2 separate regions of the Mus musculus genome follow, and region 1 is linked to region 2. Evidence: chromatin loops called from intact Hi-C (ENCODE). Cell type or tissue: left cerebral cortex. All regions are shown on one strand. Each heading gives the region's core, and the rest is flanking DNA. Links, peaks and the distances in the headings are about the cores only.

Region 1 (8,023 bases), core at 2,307-6,306, 150 kb before region 2:
GTGCTGTCCCAAACTCGTGATCCTTCTGTTTTCACCTCCCAAGTACCAGGATTATAGGCCCGTGACACCACACTATAGGAGCTCAGGTTTTCATTATTTATGGGAGGTTTACACTGTAAGGTCTTAAGTTTCAGTGTAAATCAAGCCTCACCTCTCAATAAAGTACCTTACACCATTAAATCCTTGTTAGAATAAAGTCACTTCAGAGCATGGAGGCATGACTTTATCCCAGCACTTAAGAGGTCTCTCAGTTCTAGGCCAGATGAGTCTCTGTAGTGCAGGGCAGCTGCAGCTCTGTAGTAGGACCCTGTCTCAAATATTAACAACCACCCCCTCCCCCCAAAAAAGTTGGAATTTAGAGAGAGCTTTAACCCTTAAAAAATGATAATACCAAGTTCAAACTTTTATACTATAGCTTTACAGATAGGCTTATATATTTTAACACTGTCATCTTAGCTTTCATTCTTTACTGATGATGTGGTGTCTAAACTGGGAGTGGCCAAAGCTCCTAAGCATCTTACAATAGGAGCTATGTAGAAGGACAACTTTTATTTTAATGTTAACTATTCCTCCGATTCTCTGGGCTCAGCCAGTGTTGCTGATACATAATCTTTAATCGCTGAGACAGAGGCAGGAGACCTCAGTGAGGTCAAGGCCACCTTGGTTTATATAGTCAGTTACAGGCCAAGTAGGGCTATGTAGTGAGACTCTTATCTCTAAAAACAAATCAAAAAACTCAAACAAAAATTTGAGGCTGGCGAGATGGCTCAGAGGTTAAGAGCACCAACTGCTCTTCCGAAGGTCCCGAGTTCAAATCCCAGCAACCACATGGTGGCTCACAACCATCCATAATGAAATCTGATGCCCTTTTCTGGAGTATCTGAGGACAGCTACAGCGTACTTACATATAATAAATAAATAAATCTTTAAAAAAAATTTAATTCCGGGGCTGGTGAGATGGCTCAGCGGGTAAGAGTACCGTCTGCTCTTCCGAGGGTCCTGAGTTCAAATCCCAGCAACCACATGGTGGCTCACAACCATCTGTAGTGAGACCTGATGCCCTCTTCTGGCACATCTAAAGACAGCTACAGTGTACTTATGTATAATAATAAATCTTTCTTTTAAAAAAAATTAATTCCAGTAATGAAGCTAGTTGGGCACAGATTTAATCACAGGACTCAGGAAGCAGAGGCAGGAGGATCTTTTCTGGGTCGAGGCCAGCTTGATCTACATCGTAAATTCCAGGACAACCAGGGCTACATCATTTCTCGTAAAGCAAAACAAAAATTCAGTAGCGATATCCTAATCTGAAGATGGCATTCCATCTCCATTCCTTCCTCCCATCTTCTGTGACCTTCCCTGAGCCTTGAAGGGGGTGAGAAGAATGTTCTGTTTATAGCTGCACATTCAAGAATCCCTTTAAATCACTTTAACCAGCTATGCGACTCTAGTTCCACTGCATACCGAGGGCTTCTCTAACAAGTTGGTAGCTGTACTAATTTGTGGGTATAAACATAATTATTTAGACTATAATTTGATGGAGATATCATAGCCCTTTAGCAAAACAATAGCTGTAGCTTCTCCATTATGGTCTGTGACTTCCCCTAGCAATGGGCTTTTGGCTCGGTTTATATTCCTTTGTATTATTGTAATAAATGAGTAATACTTTGAATTAGTTGTATTCTTTTCTGTACAGCAGACCACAAATCCAACTATGAAGCAGTTAGTGCCCCTAAAACAGACTCACCGCTATTATCCTAGTGAATACTTTTTGCCTAAGTGGTGTAGCACATAGGGTCCATAACTGAGTAAGACTTGATGACAGTTCTCCCACCACACCCTGCATAGTAACTTCTGCCGTTGTTATGCAAGCTAGCCAGCAGGAAGGAAACTTATCTTGGTTCCTGTGTGATGTGTCTATGGTCTATGACCAAAGCAATTAATAGCTTTTTTATTTTATTTTTTTAAGAATGGGTTTTATTCTTATCTTTATTTTTAGGTCCCCTCAAAGAACAGCAGCAAGTGTGTTTAACTGCTGAGCCATCGCTCCACCCCAATAGCTACATTTTTTTTTTTTTTTCCTGGAATTTGCTCTGTAGACCAGACTGGCCTCAAAGTCATCTGCCTCTGCCTCCCAACTCAATTAACTTCATGTTACTTTCATTGGTGTAGAAGAAAATTACTATTGTCCATTATGATACTACTCTTTGAAATGATATTTTATTTTACATTAAGACCACTTCAAATAATTTTAAGATAGTCCAGTATTGAAAGTTATATCATATATGTGAATTTGTTGTACATTTAATATTAATGTATATGATTTGAAAATAAAGTGATAAATATATTTCCTTTCAGAATCAAACTTCTCTGTAGTTCCATACCAATCTCAGATAGCAGTCTTCAATGACTTTCTATTAAGAGCCACCAAGTACAGCAAACTGCAGATGCTTGGAGACGATCTGACAACTGATAAGAAGATCATTCTGGTGGAAGTAAGGACGACTTCTAAAATCTTGCTAGAGCTGTTGTGTGAACAACTGTGAGATGCAGGAATAGTGGTAGTCTTTTGATAGCAGAGACCTGAAGACTCTTTGAGTAAACATAAACAGAATAGCATAGATAAAGTAGATATGCTGTATGCTAGCATAATTCTCAGCTGCAACACCATCTATATAGAAAAGCAAATGAAGTCTGTGGGAAGTTAACTTTCTCAATGACCATAAATTTCCTTTAATTTCTTTGAAAATTCTGATCAAGATGCATTGGATAAGTACTGTTTTTCCTTGACAAATATAAGTTTAAATATTCAGTGAAGCATCACTGAGCTAATATTGTCCCATATATTCCACAGGAGTTACCTAACCAGTTTTATCGAGACCCTAACGCTTTACATGAGATTCTAAGGTAGGTGTCAGTGAAGTCCAGTGTTCTAAAACTCCGTATTAGGGGTAGGGGGTTGTAACTGTGGTCGAACATTTGCTTAGCATGAACATGCTAAATTGCTTCAATTTCAACATTATTTTGTTATTTTAGAAAGCATGTGCAGATTGGCCGGTGTCCTCTTGTATTTATAGTCTCTGACAGTGTCAGTGGAGACAATAATCAGCGGCTACTCTTCCCCAGAAACATTCAAGAAGAGTGTTCTGTTTCAAACATTAGGTAAGAAGTTTTTGATTGTTTATTTTGGTTGTTTTCCCAGACAGGATTTCTTTGTGTAGCCCTGACTGTCCTGGAACTCATGCTACAAACCAGGTTGGCTTTGAACTCACAGAGATCCACCTGCCTTTGCTTCCAGGATGCTAGAACTAAAGGCATGCACCACCACTGCCTGGCTAAGAAATTTGCTCTTAATGTTCACAGGCTATTTTTAAATTAATCATTTAAGCATCTCTTGTTCTTATAGTTTCAACCCTGTGGCACCAACAATTATGATGAAATTTCTTAATCGAATTGTGACTATAGAAGCTAGTAAGGTGAGTCTAATTTAAGACTTAATTTGTAACTGTGGAAAGCACAATTTATATAGCATGTAACTGGAAGAAATAGTTGATGAATTACACTTCAGAGGACACTCTACTGCTATAGAAATATACATCTTAGTGGTGTGTGTGTGTGTGTGTGTGTGTGTGTGTGTGTGTGTGTGTAAAGTTAGAAGCAGTCAGTCTGTAACTGCATGGTATAATCTTTGCCTAGCTTGTGAAAAGCTCTAATTTCAGTCTCAAGCCCTGCCAAAAGCTAAAAGTTATATACAAAAACTATGACATTAATGTAATTTTCCCATATTTTAGGGCAAATATTTGTTAAAGGATATCAGTGACACTATTTAAGGTGTTAATACACTTTTGAGTATTTTGTTTCCATGTGCATTTGTGTATGAAGAGCGTGGGTATGCCACAGGACACACATGGAGGTCAGAGGACAACTGAAGGAGTTAACTCTCTTCTTCCACCGTGTAGGTCCTAGGGGTGGAAATGAGGTCATTAGACTTGGCAGCAAGTCTCTTTACAGACTGATCCATCTTACCAGTCCACCAATAAATTACGTCTTAAAAGATGAAATAGACTTAAAGCTGCATAAAAACAAACATTGTCTTAGATGGTATTAGGTAAGAAATTAAATTTACAGAAAACAAATACTATAATTTTACCTGAAAACATTAACTCTGAATTAATGTTTGCATACACTTAGAGATATTGAATATATTTATAGATACTTGCAAACAGAATGTTTGTAAAGATACTCACTATATGTTACTTGTATGACAAAGTTTGGTTTGGGAAGAGAACTTTTATAAGGAATTTCTGAGGGCTGAAGAGATGTCTCAGTGTTTAAGAGCACTGGCTGCTTTTTCAGAAGGTCTGGATTCAGTTCCTAGCACCTACATGGAAGCTTACAACTGTTTGTAACTTCTGTTTCAAAGGATCCTATGCTGTCTTCTGATGACTGCTGAGAGCACTAGGCACACATGTGCATACATGCACATCACATTTAAAAAGTGGTTAATGAAGTAAATATGTAAATGAAGGATTAGAGTACAGATCTATTTTTCTGTGATAATTAGTTTTTATAAGATCTGATGTGGGATAGACTATGAATAGTCAACCTGAGTACATTTTATCAGTGAACTAAGGACTTTATGAAGACATAGAAACAGATAATTTGTCTTACAACACAAATGGTATGCTAAGTTGATAGAATATATATTATATAATATATGTGAACTTACATACATATCCTTACAATGTTCACATTGCTCTTAAGCATGTATGAAATAGCCTTGCTTGTATACATGCATTTATATATAGTAAGAAAGGAAGTAGAAACATAAAAGGTCAGCTAGTCTAATTACAAAGTCAATAGTATATAATATACTCTTAGAATTATACCTTATGCTAAGTCATACACAGACAGGTGTTAACACTGAGAGGTTTTTGTTGTTGTTTGTTTTTGATAAAGGATCTCCCTAGGTAACCCTAGGTTAGAATTTAGGATTATTTTTCCCAGCTTCCCATAAGCTGGTGACTATAGCTATGTTCTACGGTACCTGGGCTGTGGAAGTTTTTAAGACATTCAAATTTGAAAAAAATCTAGTTTATATATATTAAGTTCTCAGAATAGGTTTTAGTTTGTGTGTTTGCATTTGTGTCTTAACAAAATAGTTTTCTGAAATTTACTTTCACCCTTTAGAATGGAGAAAAAATTATTGTTCCTAATAAAACTTCTCTGGAGTTGCTCTGTCAAGGATGTTCTGGTGATATCAGAAGTGCAATAAACAGCCTGCAGTTCTCGTCTTCAAAAGGTAACTAACTAGAGAAGACATACTCATAGAGCATTGATAGGTGACTTGCTCTTAAACAGTCATGAAATAAATCACATTAAACCTTTGTTATGGAATGTCTAGTGATTGAGCCCAGGGTCTTCCATATGGTAGACAGGTCTTTTGCCATTGAATTATCTGTTGTCATCAGCCCAAACTAGACATGAAGTAGTTCCTTCCTTATCTATGGCTTAACTGCTTGCAGTCAGTACTGTCTGAAATTTTTTATAGAATATTATAGAGTAAAATCATTCACCACTTTTACATTTTACATTTCACTGAGTACTGATAAGATCTTCTGGTGGCACATGCCTGTAGTTCTAGCACTCGAGGCATAGGCAGGTGGGTTTCTGAGTTCAAGGCCAGAATGGTCTACCTTGAAAATTCCAAGACAGCCAGGGATATGTAGAGAGACCCTGTGCCAAAAAATAAGTAAGTAAGTTAAGTAAAATCTTCTGGCCCCCCCTGGGAAACCAATCATCTTTGACATCTGTGTCTGTCTGTCTGTCTGTCTGTGTTTGTGTGTATGGTATAGTCAGGACAACTTTCTGGGTTGGTTTTCATCTTGTAAGTTTTCTTTCTTTTTCTTTTTTGCCTCAATCCCCAGCCTGGCCAACCCTACAGAATAGGTAATTTAGTTGTGTGTGTATCTCTTTCTGTGGGAGAAACTATTTTTATGGTGTTGGGGATTATTACACAGTTTATCCTACTTTTTAGTGTTATTTTTAAATTTTGTATTTTATGTATATGGGTGGTTTTGCTTGCATGCATGTCTATGTACCACATGTACCACAGATGCCAGAAGAGGGCATCATATTTCCTGGATCTGGAGTTACCTATGTTGGTGAGCTGCCCTGTGAGTGCCAGGAATCAAACCTGGATCCCCTGGAAGAGCAGCAAGTGATCTTAACTACTGAGCCATTTCTCTAGCTTCTAAAACAATTTTAAATAATGGCATCTTATTACTTTTTTTTGTTTGTTTTGTTTTTCTCTGTGTAGCCCTGGCTGTCTTGACACTCACTCTGGGATCAAACTCAGTCATCTGCCTGCCTCTGCCTCCCTAGTGCTGGGATTAAAGGTGTGCGCCACCACGCCCGGTGACATTTGATGACATTTTAGCAACAGAGAGGGTTCTTCACTGAGGCCATGCTAAGTTACTGCTTGTTAGAAAAAGGTTTGGGTTGGAACACTTAGTATAAATATTTGAAAAAAAATTTTTAAAGATTTATTTATTTATTATATGTGAGCATACTGTAGCTGCCTTCAGACACACCAGAAGAGGGCATTGGATCTCATTGTGGATGGTTGTGAGCCACCATGTGGTTGCTGGGATTTGAACTCAGGACCTTCGGAATAGGAGTCAGTGCTTCTAACTGCTGAGCCATCTCTCCAGCCCCAAAATACTCTTACTTTTAGTTTTTATATTTTGATTTTTTTATTCAAATATTATTTAAGGAGAGAACAGTTCGTGGTCAAAGAAGAAAAGAATGTCATTGAAATCGGATGCTGCCATATCAAAATCAAAACAAAAAAAGAAACATAATAGTACTTTGGAAAATCAAGAGATTCAAGCTATTGGTGGAAAAGATGTTTCTCTTTTTCTCTTCAGAGCTTTGGGGAAGATTCTGTACTGTAAAAGTAAGAAACTTTTCTGCAATTTTATCTTTGATGTTTGTAACTCTTAACTACATAAACAAGATACTATGTGATTTGAAATGCCTTATATTTTGTTTTGTTATAAGAAGAAGCTAGGAACCCCACCAGATACTGCATAGCCAGGGCTAAAATGTAGCAGGAGAACGTTTTTACCTATATGGAGCGTTTCTAACTGGGTTAAATATAAAACCACTTCTGTAAGCCATGCTCATGTCTATAAATGATAGTTTCCTGAAGATACCAGTTCTCATCTATACCAGCGGTTCTCAGCCTGTGGCTTGTGACCGCTTTAGGGTTTCACAAGGGTCACATATCAGATATCCTGTATATAAGATATTTACATTATGATTTATGGCAGTAGTAAAATTACAGTTATGAAGTAGCAATGAAATAATTTTATGGTTGTGGTCACTACAACATGAGGCTCTGGATTAAAGGGTCCCAGCATTAGGAAGGCTGAGGACCACTGCTCCAGACTTTGAGTGGTAAGAGTTGATAGCCCAAAGGTAAAGCTGTTGTAATCCTCAGCTGGAGTCCTACACCAGTGCCAAATAGCTTCAGGTTGCTCCTCTTCACTAAGTTGCTGCTCCTAGAACCACAGATGTCCACTGTATTCATCTCCCTTCTGTGTTGCTTGTTCCAACTGCCTTTCCATCTATCTCCCCCCCCCCCCCGCCCAAACTCTCCCTCCTTTCAGTAAATCCCAGACTTCTGTTCTTTATTTAGCAAATACCAATATGATTCTGTTAGCAAAGACTGGGATTTCAAAATGGAAATGTCATGTAAGGAAAGTGAAGTGGCCACTTAATATGTGGTGCTAAAAATACCTGCCTCTGGGATAGCTCACCTTCCAGCCCTGATCAGTGTCCCTGGGACAGCTCACCTCCCAGCCTCAGTGTCCCTGGGACAGCTCACCTTCCAGCCTCAGTGTCCCTGGGACAGCTCACTCTCCAGCCTCAGTGTCCCTGGGACAGCTCACCTCCCAGCCTCAGTGTCCCTGGGACAGCTCACCTCCCAGCCTCAGTGTCCCTGGGACAGCTCACCTTC
Region 2 (8,023 bases), core at 2,044-6,043:
CAACCTGGGCTAAAAATCTATCTATCTATCTACCCATTCATCCACCCACCTTTTTGAGAGAGATTGAAATTTAGAATTTAATCATCATGAGTTGGATGTAACTTTTATTTATTACCTCTCTTTGTAGCTTAACTGAATAAACCATGTTTACTCTCCATTTGGATAAATTCTTAGCTAGTGTAATTTATTTGACCTATTGGAATGTATCTTTTTTTTTCTTTCTGTTTTTCCTTTTTATTAGATATTTTCTTCATTTACATTTCAAATGCTATTCTGAAAGTTCCCTATACCCTCCCCCTGCCCTGCTCCACTACCCACTCACTCCCACTTCTTGGCCCTGGCGTTCGTTCCCCTGTGCTGGGATGTATCTTTACCTTTGCAGACACATGCCTGGACATACAAGTAGAGAAGTGCTCATCATCTTCAGCAGCCTCACCACCTGTGATCCATCTAATATTTACGATCTCATCAAGGTAGGATCAAGACTCAGGCTAGACTCTATAGCACTAGCTTTCAGAACAGTAATTTTCAAGGTTATTCATTAATTTTTTTTTTCCTCCTGAAATCTTTCATGTTTTTTGGATCTTATGAAGACCCTGAAGACAGCTAAAATTAGAGTGTCTGTTATTGGATTATCTGCGGAGGTTCGAGTTTGTACTGTACTTGCTCGTGAAACTGGTGGTATATATCTGCTATCTTCAATAATTATAATTACTGTGTAAGAAATATAGCTATATTCTTAAACATATCATTGAGTGTTCTAAGCAACCATTTAAAATGCAAGGAGTTCTCAATAGGTCAGTGTTTTAGAGTTAAAACTTTCAAAAAGGTAGCAATCTCACTCTATGTAATACTTTGTAAAGATTGGCTTTAATTTTTTAGTTACTATTATGTCTAGAGACATTGAGAGATTTAAATTATTTTAAGTGATAATTAAAATGGTTATGAAATTATATATTTTCATCTCTAGAAACTTTGGTAGGTTTTACACAGAAGCGCTTGTCTTTAACCTGCTGTGCTTTGCCTTTGCCTGTTAGGCACATACCATGTTATCTTAGATGAAACCCATTACAAGGAGTTGTTGGCACATCATGTGAGCCCCCCTCCTGCCAGCTCAAGCTCCGAGTGCTCACTCATTCGCATGGGTATGTGTCTCTCCCGTGTTGCTTTACTGTGCACCTTTGCTTCAAGTCAGGCGTTCTGCTTTCATTTGTGCAAGTTACCATTTTCACATTTAAGAATTGTTTTCCTACTTGAATTTATTATAATAAAAATACATATTGAAACATGTTTATAAAAAGAAATTAAAGCCACCTATCCTGTTTGTTGATAACACTTCTGGTCTTGTTAAATTAGAAAGATAAAAAGATACTTTATATAATTAAAAATACTTGTGGTAAGAAATTTCTTTTTAAGATTTATTTATCAATTTATTTTTATGTATATGAGTACACTGTAGCTGTACAGATAGTTGTAAGGCTTCATGTGGTTGTTGGGAATTGAATTTTTAGGACCTCTGCTCACTCCAGTCAACCCTGCCCGCTCTGGTCAACCTGCTTGCTCAGTCCCTGCTTGCCCAAAGATTTACTTATTATTATATATAAGTACACTGTAGCCGTCTTCAGACGCACCAGAAGAGAGTGTCAGATTTCATTACAGGTGGTTGTGAGCCACCATGGGATGATTGCTGGGATTTGAACTAAGGACCTTCAGAAGAGCAGTCAGTGCTCTTACCAGTTGAGCCATCTTGTCAGCCCAAGAAATTTCTTAAATAAGCCACAAAATCTTTATTGTTCAATCAAAGTATGTCATACAAACTGCAAAAACAGAAAGTTTCAGCAAAGTTTGCCAAATTACTCTGATTTTTTTTTCAAGGAGTAGAAAATTATTGGTCATAAAAATGATTATTTTAAATAATCTTCTTTTTTTGAGACAAGGTCTCACTTTGTAGACCAGGCTGGCCTCGAACTCACTGAGATCCGCCTGCCTCTGCCTCCCAAGTGTTGCAATTGAAGGTGTGAGTCACCATGCCTAGCACTTAAAGGGATTTTGGTTTTCTTTTATATGTGCTTAAAGAGATACTGTATCATTTAATACATATTTGGTTGTATTAGGAGCTATATAAAACGTGAACTATTTTTTTAAAATGTGGTTTATTAAATTAAAGATATAAATTTCGGAGTGTGAGGTTGTATATAGAAAGATCATCCCTCCTTTTCCTCTGCTTTTTCTTATACCTTGGCATTAGAGTTTCATTATACTATGTTTCATTATACTATGATAGGCACATATCGACCTCAAAGGCAGGAAAGAGCTTTTATACAACTTTGTTGACTTTCTGATAAGAATATCTTAAGATTCTTATTCATAAAATTCTGGTTTTTGCTTATAAAAGAAATTAATGCTGTAATTTTTTTTTAACCTATTAAGGATTCCCTCAGCATACCATTGCTTCTTTGTCTGATCAGGATGCAAAACCATCCTTCAGCATGGCGTAAGTAAAGAGCAATTGTCAGTGATAACTTTTTTTTTAAATGTTATGTACATTGGTGATTTGATTATGTCTGTATGAGGGTGTCAGATACCCTGGAGCAGGAGTTATAGACACTTGTGAGCTGTCATGTAGATGCTGGGAATTGAACCCAGATCCTCTGTAAGAGCAGCCAGTGTTGTTAACTACTGAGCCATCTCTCCAGCTCCCAGTAATAACATTTTAACACTTAAAATTTATTCCTCTAAGTTAGAAGGTCTTAATTTATAATGATTTTTATAAACTAGTACCATCTGCATAGCCATGAAAAGAAATGGCCCTCTTTATGTATGCATATGCTGTGATCATCAAGATATATTACTAAATAAAATAGCAAGGTACATGTGCGTAGTGTTACCCATCATCTAAATTAAAGGCGGGGGCAGGCATGCTGGCTCACATCTGCATTTCTAGGATTCTGGAGGCTAAGGCAAGGTGATAGCTTTGAGTTTGAGGTCACTCTGAGCTATAGAATATATTTGTAAAAGCCATAAATAAATGAAATGAAAATAGAGACATGAGTAGATGTATATACTTAGATCTGCATTTAAAATGTAGATATGTGTAGATGTATATGTATAAGATACATATGTATATAATACACATTATGTATACATGTTTACATATTATTCATATAATACATATATATTCTAATGATTAAAAAAATGGAATAGAAAGTTCAAACATGAAGAAAGTTTACCTTGGTGGGTGCTTGAGTAACATAGTAAGACTCCTCTCAGAATAAAAGGGAAAGGAGGGCTGTGGTCAGAGCTAAGTGGCAAAGCACTTAACATAAAGCTGAGGTTCAATTCTCAGTTGCACAAAAGACATTTTAGAGAGCCCACAATAATGAGACTTGGTTAGATTAGTAGCTACTAGGCTAGGCTAATGATACTTAAACATTTTTTTGAATAGATCAGTAAGTACCTAAGTTACTTCATTCTAAAATAAAGCTCTAAATATTTATGGAGGAAAAAAAAATTAGTACCCAGAACAACACAGATTACAATCTCTCACAGGATGTAGAAGTATCTGGCTGCCAGCTGTGCTGCTGCTGTACATCACCACAGGCCAGCACTTGGGCACGAGAAAGGAGGGTCACGGCAAATTTAAGGCTGGCTTGAGTTATATAGAAACACTGGGAAGAGAGAGGAGGAAGAAGGAAGATGGGTGGTAGTGAGAAAATATGAGAGAGTGAGAATAACAGAAAAACTACAGAATGGAAACAGCCAGAAAACACTTGCTAGAATTAATAGACGACAGTATTAAAATAGCCAATGTAAATACACTCTCTAGTCTCTTAAGTGAAGGAGAAGTTGAAACTGTATAAAAAGAACTCAAATGAAGCTTCTAGAAATGAAGAATATAACGTCAGAGATGAAAAGTGCACTGGAGGGCTGAAGGGATAGTTCAGTGGTTAAGCTCATATAATGTCCTCCTCAGAACCAGAGTCTGGCTCTTAGCACCTACCCCGGGCAGCTCACAACTGCCTGTGACTCCGCCTTCAGGGGATCTGACACCTCTGCTCTCTGAGCACACCTGTACTCATGTACACATACCCAGTCATACACACACACACATACACAGAATTAAAACGAAACTAAATCTTAGAAAAGAAAAGAAAAAACAGACTGGATGGAACTAACAGATTAGTCATCAAGAAAGAAAAAAATAACTCTAAGAGAAACTTTAAAAGTGAAGACAGAAAAAAGAACAGCATTAGTGAGCGAAAAGACATACATGTTTTCCAATAAAATTTTATCTATTTTATCTTTTGAGACAGGGTACTACAGTGTAGTCCTGGCTGGCCTTGAACTCACTATTAGACCAGGCTGGGCTTGAACTCACAGACATCCACCTGCCTCTGCCTCCTGACTGCTGGGTTTGAATAACATACTTGCTTTAGCTCTTTTCATCTTTTAAAAATAACTTTTCCACCCATAGGCATTTGGATAACAACAGCACTGAGCCAGGGCTTACACTGGGAGGCTACTTCTGCCCACAGTGCCGAGCAAAGTACTGCGAGCTTCCTGTTGAATGTAAAATATGTGGTAAGAACCCTATTAGTCCTTACTAAGTAAATTAGCATTAAATAAATTCGTAATTATGTAGCTGCCGAATTAAACATAAGTGTTGGATCTTGCTTATTATATATTTAATTTGTATAAAGAAAAAGATTGCTTTTTTCATTCAAGCCCTAGTAATTAATTTCTAAAAATAAGCATAGCATCACAGAACTTTCCTGATTCTCTCTTTGGTAAATGTTTTCTTTAAAAACACTATGATAATTTTAATAGGCACTTTTTGGGTCATGTATTTAGTGACAGATTGAATTCTATCCTGAAATATCTTTTCATGGCTACAGCTAAAAAGTACTCAGGGTCCTAAAAATCCTTGAGTGCTGGCTATGTAGTATAGTGGCAGCTTTTCTAGTGTGTGTGAGGCCCTAGATTGGATCCCCATCACTGGAAAAAGAGAAATGAAAACACTTGAAAGCATTTTTTTCTAAGTATATCTCTTGACTTTTTAGCCTTTGTCTTTATGAGGTCAGGCTTGTTAATGTCTCTGTCTTTCTGCATTAGGTCTTACTTTGGTGTCTGCACCTCATTTGGCAAGATCTTACCATCATTTATTTCCTTTGGATGCTTTTCAAGAAATTTCCCTAGAAGAATATAAAGGAGAAAGGTATATGAATTTTGATTAATTTATATGTCACAATGGTAAGCTAATGATTGAAACAACTCCTTAATATAGAAAATGAGATGTAGAACACTGTGTCTAGCAATCTGTTTATTTCCCTAAACTCACATATTTATAGTTAAGAGAAATATATAATAAAGAATAATAGTAATAAAGAGTAAGTTAAGAGTAATATTATATTGGTTTGGTGGGGAATGGAAGCTGGGGTGGGGGCTAGAAAGGTGGCTCAATGGTTAGGAGTGTGCACTGCTCTTAGAACCCAGGTTGGCTTCCTAGCACCTATGCAGCTGCCTGCACTTCCAGCCCTAGGAGATTCTATGCCTACATTTTCTGAGTCCTTTAATAAAATGGCCCTGCCAATGGCCAGTTTTCAGCAGTCAGTAGTTTAACAACCACCCCCAAAATTTATGAATACCTAACGCTGGCCTTCTTGAATATTACTGGAGAGAAGAGGCTAGCTGAACATAATCAAGAACCTGTGGTTATTTTCTTACTGACATTTCCAGTAGTAAAAGCTGAAGTGGAAGTGGTCTCGGTTGGTTTTTTTAGGAAATGACTTTTTATTCAAAAAGTATCAGCATTTTAGAACTTTTGATCACAAAATAATTATATTTTTCATATATAATAATGCATCACTTTTCACACTTAAAGATAGTGTAGAACAAATTTAATATACAGATGAAGAGATGGCTCAGTGGGTAAGGATACTTATTATGCAAGAGTGAAGACTTGAGTTTGGATACCCAGCGCCCACATAAAGAATGCTGGATGTGGCCTCATATTTTTGTAATTTCAGTGTTGTGAGGTAGAGACAGGAGAATTCCAGGGATTCAGTAGGCCAGCTAGCCTAGTCATTCAGTGAGCTCCAGGTTCAGTGAAAGACCTTGGCTCTTAAAACAAGGTAGAGGATTGAGGAAGGCACCCTGTACCAACCTCTGGCTTATACATGTATGCGACACCTACACTACATATGCAAAAGAAGTAATTTCAAATAAGCATGTCTAGATCAGTCTTGCTTCTCAAATTACATCATTTTTCTTGGATTATATTCTATGACTTACATAACCAATTGCCTTGTATTAACTATTTAAGATTGTCTCTTTGCTGTTAACAAGTAATGCCCATGTCTGTATCTCCAAATAGTTGTACAAGAGTATGCAGGACAAATTCTCAGGTAGAATTGTTGAGTCAGAAGTTATATGAGTTTTGGTAGATGTTGTAAATTTGTCCTTTAAAGAGGCTTTATATATTATTTGCCCAAACTTTACTGATACTAGATGGTATGAACTTTTTTTTATAGTTGGTTCAAACTGGCAAATCAAAACTAAAGTTGCATTGTTTCAGGTTTCATGTAAGTGTGAACTTAATGAAAAGTCTAGTAGATGGATTTGAAGGATTTGGAGTTGAAGAAAGATGGCAGGATTAAAAGGTGTTAATGAGGTGTAAATAGGAGAGTTAAAGGTGAAACATGAGTTTATATAAAAGGCCCACTGTTAGGATAATGTGAAAAGAAAGATACATTGTAGGGTAGGAAATCATTGAGTAGTTCAAGGAAGTATTTTCCTTTTAAAAAACATAATTTTCTACACAATTGTGAAAGTTCAAAATATGCAGCAAAACATTTACACTACTAGCCACACCAGGTGCTAATGAGAGCATTCACCCTCAAATCTTTTAGGGAAAAGTATAACTGACTTAAATTATATCCCCAGGTAGGCAAGTTCTTTGTGTTTATAAAAACATAAAGATGTTTTGAGACTTGTGAGGTCTCAAAAAGACTCTTCCGGGGGAGGCCTGGCCTAGTACATAAAGGCACCTGCCACCAAGCCCGATGAACTGAGTTGAATCCCAAGGACCCCCATGATAGAAGGAGGGAATTGACTCCACAAGATGTCCTGTGTTCTAAATGCACACCACAGCACACAAATGCTCACACACATACACGCACAGATAGATAAATGAAATGTTATAAAAATTGCTTAGCAAAATAGAGATGCTTTAGGGGAAGTTCTAGAGGAAGTAGGACTGAGAAGGAGAAGGACATGGAATCGGAGGATCTGCCTCTAACTGCGAACAAGCCAAAGGAAGCTTAGGACAAGGGTGAGTGGAGATGATGATGATGTCTGTTTCAGGGAGAGTAGTCAATCTTGTTTTGGAAAGTTAGAATTCTCTAAGAAAGATGTCTTGAGGGGATGAAAAGAATACATTTCCTGAGAGTTAAATGTATTTAGAGGCTGTCTAGGCTATTCATGGAAAGATTAGAGCTAAATTGTGCTAGTTATGTAGGAAAGTACGCTTGGAATTAATTATCACCAAAGGAAAATTAGAGGCTGAGGAGATGGGTGTTGGATATTGCTGTGTGTGTGGACAGTAGGTCTGCAGTTTAGATCCCCAGCACTCAGGTAAAAGGCTGGGCCTATCAGTGTGTACCCTGGGGGTGGGCACACTGGGGGGTGGGCACCCTGGGGGTGGGCACACGGGGGGGGGGGGCACCCTGGGGGTGGGCACCCTGGGCTTGTTGGCCAACTAGAATAGCTAGTTAATGAGCTCCAGGTTCAGTAAGAAACATTATCTTAAAAATAACCTTGAATTGGGTAAAACAAAACAAAAATAAAATGGAGTAATTAAAAAAGACATCAGGGTAATGGCCATGGCCTCCACACGTACCTGCACATGCACCATCACACACTCATACCACACACATGCACATACTTGTCAGAGCTGAAACATTTTATGTGGAACAAACTAAATAGTGAATGCTGTTTTGTCCAAGTTGATGATTTAATTATATAG

The links. Peaks named below come from ENCODE experiments on the same cell type or tissue, not always from the same donor. Only the 100,000 strongest peaks of a DNase experiment are listed, where the experiment ranks them.
Region 1: it touches region 2 in a loop (6-fold over the local background); 6 of 42 quality-filtered maps call a loop at or near these places.

Annotation. Positions count from the first base shown.
Region 1 is chr13:100,628,335-100,636,357 of GRCm38, reverse strand. It overlaps Rad17 (RAD17 checkpoint clamp loader component), which reads left to right. Exons shown (of 17, transcript NM_001044371.2): 6 at 2,359-2,495; 7 at 2,855-2,907; 8 at 3,037-3,162; 9 at 3,407-3,476; 10 at 5,191-5,302; 11 at 6,776-6,958. Among named protein-coding and RNA genes, the nearest start is that of Marveld2, 15 kb to the right of the region's middle. In left cerebral cortex, for the core only: no CTCF peak of the experiment used is centred there; no DNase peak of the experiment used is centred there.
Region 2 is chr13:100,473,662-100,481,684 of GRCm38, reverse strand. It overlaps Gtf2h2 (general transcription factor II H, polypeptide 2), which reads left to right. Exons shown (of 16, transcript NM_022011.4): 9 at 383-473; 10 at 594-681; 11 at 1,038-1,145; 12 at 2,431-2,494; 13 at 4,475-4,581; 14 at 5,113-5,215. Among named protein-coding and RNA genes, the nearest start is that of Gtf2h2, 15 kb to the left of the region's middle. In left cerebral cortex, for the core only: no CTCF peak of the experiment used is centred there; no DNase peak of the experiment used is centred there.